Linked DNA regions of Homo sapiens: region 1 is linked to region 2. Evidence: read pairs that join two places in POLR2A ChIA-PET (ENCODE). Cell type or tissue: PC-9. All regions are shown on one strand. Links, peaks and the distances in the headings refer to the core of each region. The heading gives the core; the rest is flanking DNA.

What was found. Peaks named below come from ENCODE experiments on the same cell type or tissue, not always from the same donor. Only the 100,000 strongest peaks of a DNase experiment are listed, where the experiment ranks them.
Region 1: POLR2A ChIA-PET joins it to region 2 with 16 read pairs; 2 of 35 experiments call an interaction of 5 or more read pairs at or near these places.

What each region holds. Positions count from the first base shown.
Region 1 is chr3:149,769,403-149,772,523 of GRCh38, reverse strand. It overlaps ANKUB1 (ankyrin repeat and ubiquitin domain containing 1), which reads left to right. Exons shown (of 6, transcript NM_001144960.3): 4 at 1,850-1,964. Among named protein-coding and RNA genes, the nearest start is that of COMMD2, 18 kb to the right of the region's middle. In PC-9, for the core only: a CTCF peak has its summit at 644 (motif pointing right); no DNase peak of the experiment used is centred there.
Region 2 is chr3:149,574,959-149,578,079 of GRCh38, reverse strand. The region is part of intron 2 of WWTR1 (WW domain containing transcription regulator 1); the gene reads left to right. Among named protein-coding and RNA genes, the nearest start is that of WWTR1-IT1, 75 kb to the left of the region's middle. RefSeq lists enhancers at 2,031-2,657, 2,658-3,121. In PC-9, for the core only: no CTCF peak of the experiment used is centred there; a DNase peak (open chromatin) is centred at 1,719; H3K4me3 peaks cover 1,014 bases; H3K27ac peaks cover 2,500 bases.

The DNA of each region.
Region 1 (3,121 bases), core at 457-2,956, 190 kb before region 2:
AACATTGAGCAGAGACCTGAATAAAGAAGGGAAGGCTGCTGGGAGCTTCTCAAAGTAGATTTAGGTGAAAGATTACCTAGGCCTGAAATAGGGCAGGACTGGTTGAGATGGAGGCAAGGAAACAGAGTTCTTCAATATTGATCAGGTAAACCTGTCAGGCCTAAGCAACCGTTTAGATGTAGGACATGAAAAAATGAGAAGGATGCCGGGCGCAATGGCTCACACCTGTAATTCCAGCACTGTGGGAGGCCAAGGCGGATGGATCGTTTGAAGTTAGGAGTTCGAGATTAGCCTGACCAACATGGTGAAACCCCTTCTCTACTAAACATACAAAAAAATTTAGCTGAGCATGGTGGCCTGTAATCCAGCTACTTGAGAGGGTGAGGCAGGAGAATCACTTGAGCCTGGGAGGCAGAGGTTGCAGTGAGCCAAGATTGTGCCACTGCACCCCAGCCTGGGTGACAGAGAAAGACTCCGTCTAAAAAAAAAAAAAAAAAAAGGAAGGATGGAGGAAAACTCTCTAATATATGGCTTAGGTAGCAAAATAGATGTACCACTCACTGAGAAAAAAAAATGCAGGAGAAAAAGCAGGTTGGGTGAAAGATAATGAGTGGTCTTTTAGAATGATGGGGTTGTAGTGCAATCCCTTCTTTGGTAATATCGCCAGCAGGGGGAGTCTGGAGCTGGAGCAGAGGCTGGGCTGGAGATTGGGACTTGGGAATGAGTGACACCTGGGTGGTCAATGAAGCTATCATCGCCACTAAGATTGACAATTAATCAGCTATCAAGTATTTAGTGAGCACCTACCAAGTGTCAGGCTATACGGCAAGTCGTGAAGGAATTTTCTTCTTAATGGGAGCATGAAAAAAAAATCTTCAAGCAAATAAAATGATTTCAAATACTGATGACAGGGGCAATAAACAAGTTAAAATAAAGTCATGGGATACAAAGTAATGAAGGTGAGGAGGTAGTGATGGCAGAGATTGCTTTAGCTATGGTTGAAGTGAAAACTGAATAAAAAGGACACAGTCCTGTGAAAATCTGATGAAGATCCTTTCAATCAAAAAATTGTAAGTCATTAGGTCCTGAGATGGGAGTAGACTTGGTGTGAGGACAGGTGAAAGGTCAAGGTGGCCATAATAAATGAATGAAGCAGAGTGAAGAGAGGTAAGTGAGCTAGGTTGGTTCACATAGGGAGAAGGCTGGGTTTAATCCCCAGGGAACTTGCGTAAATTGAGAAGAACGGAAGGCTGAGGAAAGATCCCTGGGAAACACCAGCCTGAAGGATAAAAGGAATGTGGTATCACAGAAAGGGTAGACTTTGGAGAAGCAAGTGATAAGTTCTCCAGCAGCAGTGAATTACTTTAATGTTTGTAACGGAGAACAGCTCCTGTTTCATAAAGGATAGAACAAGCAAATTAGCTGGTGAGCATCTTTCCACTCCCTCACAGCCCACTCATAAGCTAAAGGCCCCAGAAGACTGTTTGTCCTGCCACAGGTTCCTTAGTTTCCTCTTCCAATATAATGGCTTCAGTTTACATGGTAATATATACAGCAGCATTGAGTCAATCTCCACAAGACTGTTTTAAGATAGCTGCAAAAAAATACTTCAGTGCTATACGCCATCATTGAGCAGATGAGAAAATGGTAATACACAGATGCCAAACAGCTTTTCCAAGCCAATAATGGCCTATGCTAAAAATACCATCCCTGTCTCCTTGTTCCAAGGTTATTTTTCATTTTGCATCTAGCTAAGCCTCTGTTTGGGGAAAGCTACCATTAGAAGTTTTATGGATTGTCAAACCACACTGCTGGACTGGAACCATAAACCACCTCTCTTGATCCACAGGCACAACACTTCGCTTGGATGTCTGGGATGGATGGAAGGAATTTCTGATGGGTTGTCTCCTTGGACAAAAACTTAAAGTCCAACGCTACTTATCAAAAGAAGGACCAGTACTCAAGTATGAGAAATTAATTTTAAATTAACTTAGCAAGTGCTGTGATTTTTACTAAACTTCCATCATACCTTGAGCCTGCAATTCACTCACTCTACAGCTGGGGTGCTGCTCTATGCCAGTTCCACTTAGTATGTCTCAACCAAATATTATTATTGACATATTTGTTGGAACAAAACAGCAGGGATGCCATCAGGACTGATAGTCTTGCGATTCAGGTAGACTTTCCTCAGGAAATACTAACTACAATTAACCTTTGAACAATGCAGGGGTTAGGGATGCCAACTCCCCATACAGTTGAAAATTCCCATATAACTTTTGACTTCCCCAAAACTTAGCTACTAATAGCCTACCATTGACCAGAAGCCTTACTGATAACACAGTCAATTAACACGTTGTGTATATGTATTATATACCATATTCTTACAATAAAGTAAGCTACAGAAAAGAAAATATTAAGAAAATCATAAGGAAAAGAAAATATATTTCCTAGTCATTAAGTGGATGTGGATCATTATAAAGGTCTTCAATCTTCAGGTTGAATAAGGCTGAGGGGGAGAAAGAGGAGAAGGGGTTTGTCTTGCTGTCTCAGGTGTGGCAGAGGTGGAAGAAAATCCCCAAACTGAACCCTGACAGTTCAAACTCATGTTGTTCAAAGGTCATTAAATGGTGATTAAATGGGTGACTTCGATTTGGTTTAGATATGAGACTTTCAGCAACATTTTTAAAGACTATCAGAATAAATACAGACAGTCCACAACTTATGATGGTTCAACTTAGATTTTTCAACTTACAATGGTGTAAAAGTGATATTAATTCAGTAGAAACCAAACTTCCAGTGCCCATAAAACAATTCTTTTTCATTTTCAGTACAGCATTCAATAAATTATAGGATATATTCAACAGTACATTATAATATAGGCTTTGTGTTAGATGATTTTGCCCAACTGTATGCTAATTAAGGTAGGCTAGACTAAGATTTGATGTTCAGTAGATTAGGTGTATTAAATGCATTTTAGACTTATGATACTTTCAGCGTATGATGGTTTTTATCAAGACGTAACTCTATAATAAGTCAAAGGACGTCTGTATCTTGCCAATTTCACATTCAGTTATTCTTTAAGAAAACACTTGTTAATTGGCTGAAAACATTGGCCACGTCT
Region 2 (3,121 bases), core at 427-2,926:
ACCAGGTGTCCTTGGGATATGTGCCTGGAGGTGAGATAGTGAATGGATTGTCAGGCAGAGAGGGTGGGGGGAGGGAAGGAGGAAGGGAGGAAAACCAGAAAGATTGGCAGAAGGGAAGCCCAGAGGCCATTGCCCTCATCAAGGTGAAAGGTCATGAAGGAGGTAGAAGGAGGTAGCAGTGGCTTGAGAGGAGGAAACTGGAGCAAAGTTAACACCCCCTCCGCAGGCTGATGGGGAGGCCAGTCTGAGGGGAGGGTGACTTGGAGGGTGGGAGTGCCACCCCACCAATTTCAAAACATTTTAACCCCAAACACACAATTTACCTGTTAAATAAAATGGCTTTCTACATTTGCGTCTTTCTGGAGGAAAATATTAATCCATGAGGGAAAACTGATTTCACACGACATGGTTTTTCATAACCTACCATTTCCAGCCAAATATCTTCTCAGAGACGTGGTGACCTTTCTTGCCCCTTAGCAAACTCCATGCTTTTGTCCAACCTGGGCAGTTCTCTAAGCAGAGACTCATAATGTAATTGGAGGCCAGGAATTGGTTGGTCTTTCTGGGACTGAGAGAAGGAGGCTGTCTGGGAAGTAGTGGTCCAAGGGGCTCTTGAAGGAAGGGGAAAAAGCCCACTCCCGCTTATATTTGTTACAGGTACCGTTAACCCCACATACCACCAGGGCTCTCCATGGGAAGCACTTGTAGAGGATTTTTCTTTTTTTTAAGTCGAGGAAAAAAATGTTTACTGTCAAGAAAAGCTTTTCTTCCCCGTAGGAACTGCTATTCTTTTTCTTTATAAACAGCATGGGATCAGGTGATTGATTCCATTTGTCCCCTGATTTGAGCCACACGAAGATAGGAGCCAAAAGTGTAGTTTATCTTCAGGAACTCTTTTTGTTTGTTTGTTTGTTTGTTCTTTGAGACTGAGTTTCTCTCTTGTTGCCCAGGCTGGAGTGCAATGGTGCGATCTCGGCTCACCACAATCTCCGCCTCCTGGGTTCAAGCAATTCTCCTGCCTCAGCCTCCTGAGTAGCTGGGATTACAGGCATGTGCCACCACAGCCGGCTAATTTTGTATTTTTAGTAGAGACAGGGCTTCTCCATGTTGGTCAGGCTGGTCTCGAACTCCCAACCTCAGGTGATCTGCCCACCTCGGCCTCCCAAAGTGCTGCTTATACCTTATGACCTGTGTATTCATGCATCAATTTTCTTTTTTGTCTTTTTGTACCTTCATTAGTATTTTTGTTTTTACTGGTTGTGAAAACAATACATAATCACTGCTAAAAATCTGGAAAGTACAAAGCAGTTTAGATAAGAAAAAAAAAATTACCAGTGAGCCTGTTATTTGCATATATCACCATAAATAGTTTGATATGTTTCTTTTTCCTTTTTTGTTCCATTTTCAAATATGAAACCTGTACAGTGTATGTATTTATACAATACACATATATAGGCAGGTTAAATATATTTGTATATGTGTGTGCATTTCCAAGGGAAGTTATACTTTTAAAACAGCAGAGAGTTTTTCTTGAAGTAGACTAAGCAAGGGAGTGAAGCCAGGAAGGAGGTGGGAGTAGCGGGGAAGTGGGGATTAATCTAGCTAAATTGTGGGTCCTGGCAAACACTGAGATTACACTGTGAAATACGAGAAAGGAAATGACTCAGTAACATTGAGAGAGGGAGCAGAGATGAGACAGCAGAGTGAAAGAGTGAATGGCGTATCCTGGGTTTGGGAAGTGGTGGGAAGTAGGGGGAGCTGGAGCCTGAGGCACTAAGTGATTAGAACAATAGGAGAATTTAGTTTTCAGATGAAATCATCAAGGCTGTATTAAGTGCCTCTTGTGAGCAATAGCTCACTCTTACTTGTTGCATTCAGCCTGGGAGCCACTCTTGACACCATGTTAGCGCAGCCTTACAGCTGATGTCAGGTCGACTGGTCTGCAGAGCCAGGAATTTGGGCTTTCTTCTCAGAGTTGTTTTGGAGCAATGAGAACTGCTCACTTAAGAAAGGCTCCCTCTTGTACTCCAGCCTTTGGGGAATGCTGTGAGTGACACTTTTAATTAACAAATCCACTGGGAACAAAACTCCTTTAAATGTGTTGGCTGGGTGTGGAGTTTGAAGGGTGGGCCGTGGAGGCTCCCACTGCACTGCAGGAGTGCTGGGACTTCAAGCCATGGGTAAGCTCGGTCAGAACTGTCAGGATGAGGTCCACCCAGAAGGCCCCACACTCTGTCCCAGGGGATTTAGGCTGGCAAGCTGTGCTGGCACTCCTGGGGCAAGATGAGCTCATCTGCCACTTCAGATGCTGGGCTTCCTATGCTAGATGTTCCTGCTCTTGCCGCATTCAGGAGCCACAGCCCACTTGTTCAGAACGGGAGGGGAGAGTGGGGGACGAGCATTTAGGAATGCATCATTCCAGCTCCTGTATTATTCCTAGAGCTGGTAGCTGAAATTCTGACCACGGAAGTGTCCTTGAACATCTTCCAGCAAATGATGTATATTTCCACATCTCACCGGGGCCTGTGCTGATGTTGGTTCTAGCACAGCATCAATATCCATGATGTCAGAGAGTCTAAGAAAGGTTTATGAAAGAGAGAAGGATTCTTTTCCTTCTGGTACCAGAGTGAAAACTATTTATGTAGCACATGTCTGCCTTGGAAAACATGCTGCTTTAATAGAATGAGTTCTGAAGGAATAATCAAAGCATTTCTTAGGTCTAATTATTTTGCTAAAGGGAGTTACTTAATTTTGACATCCTCATCAATTAGTTCCTCACTTGGAAGGCCTGTGACAAGCCTGAGGCTGGCTATGAGTTTCCACCTGCCCAGAAGTTGATGGATTTTATGAAAGCTTTAAACAGAACTACAATTGTGAAACTGAAAGTGTAAACTAAAACTATTGTTTTTATTATTATTTACTTTATACTTAGGGAAATGATTTTCATCTCTTTACTTCAGTATTTCCCCATCTTTTTTTTTTGGGGGGGATGGAGTCTCACTCTGCTGCCTAGGCTGGAGTGCAGTGGCATGATCCCAACTCACTGCAACCTCCACCTCCCGGGTTCAAGCGATTCTCCTGTCTCAGCCTCCCGAGTAGCTGGGGTTACACGCGTGCATCA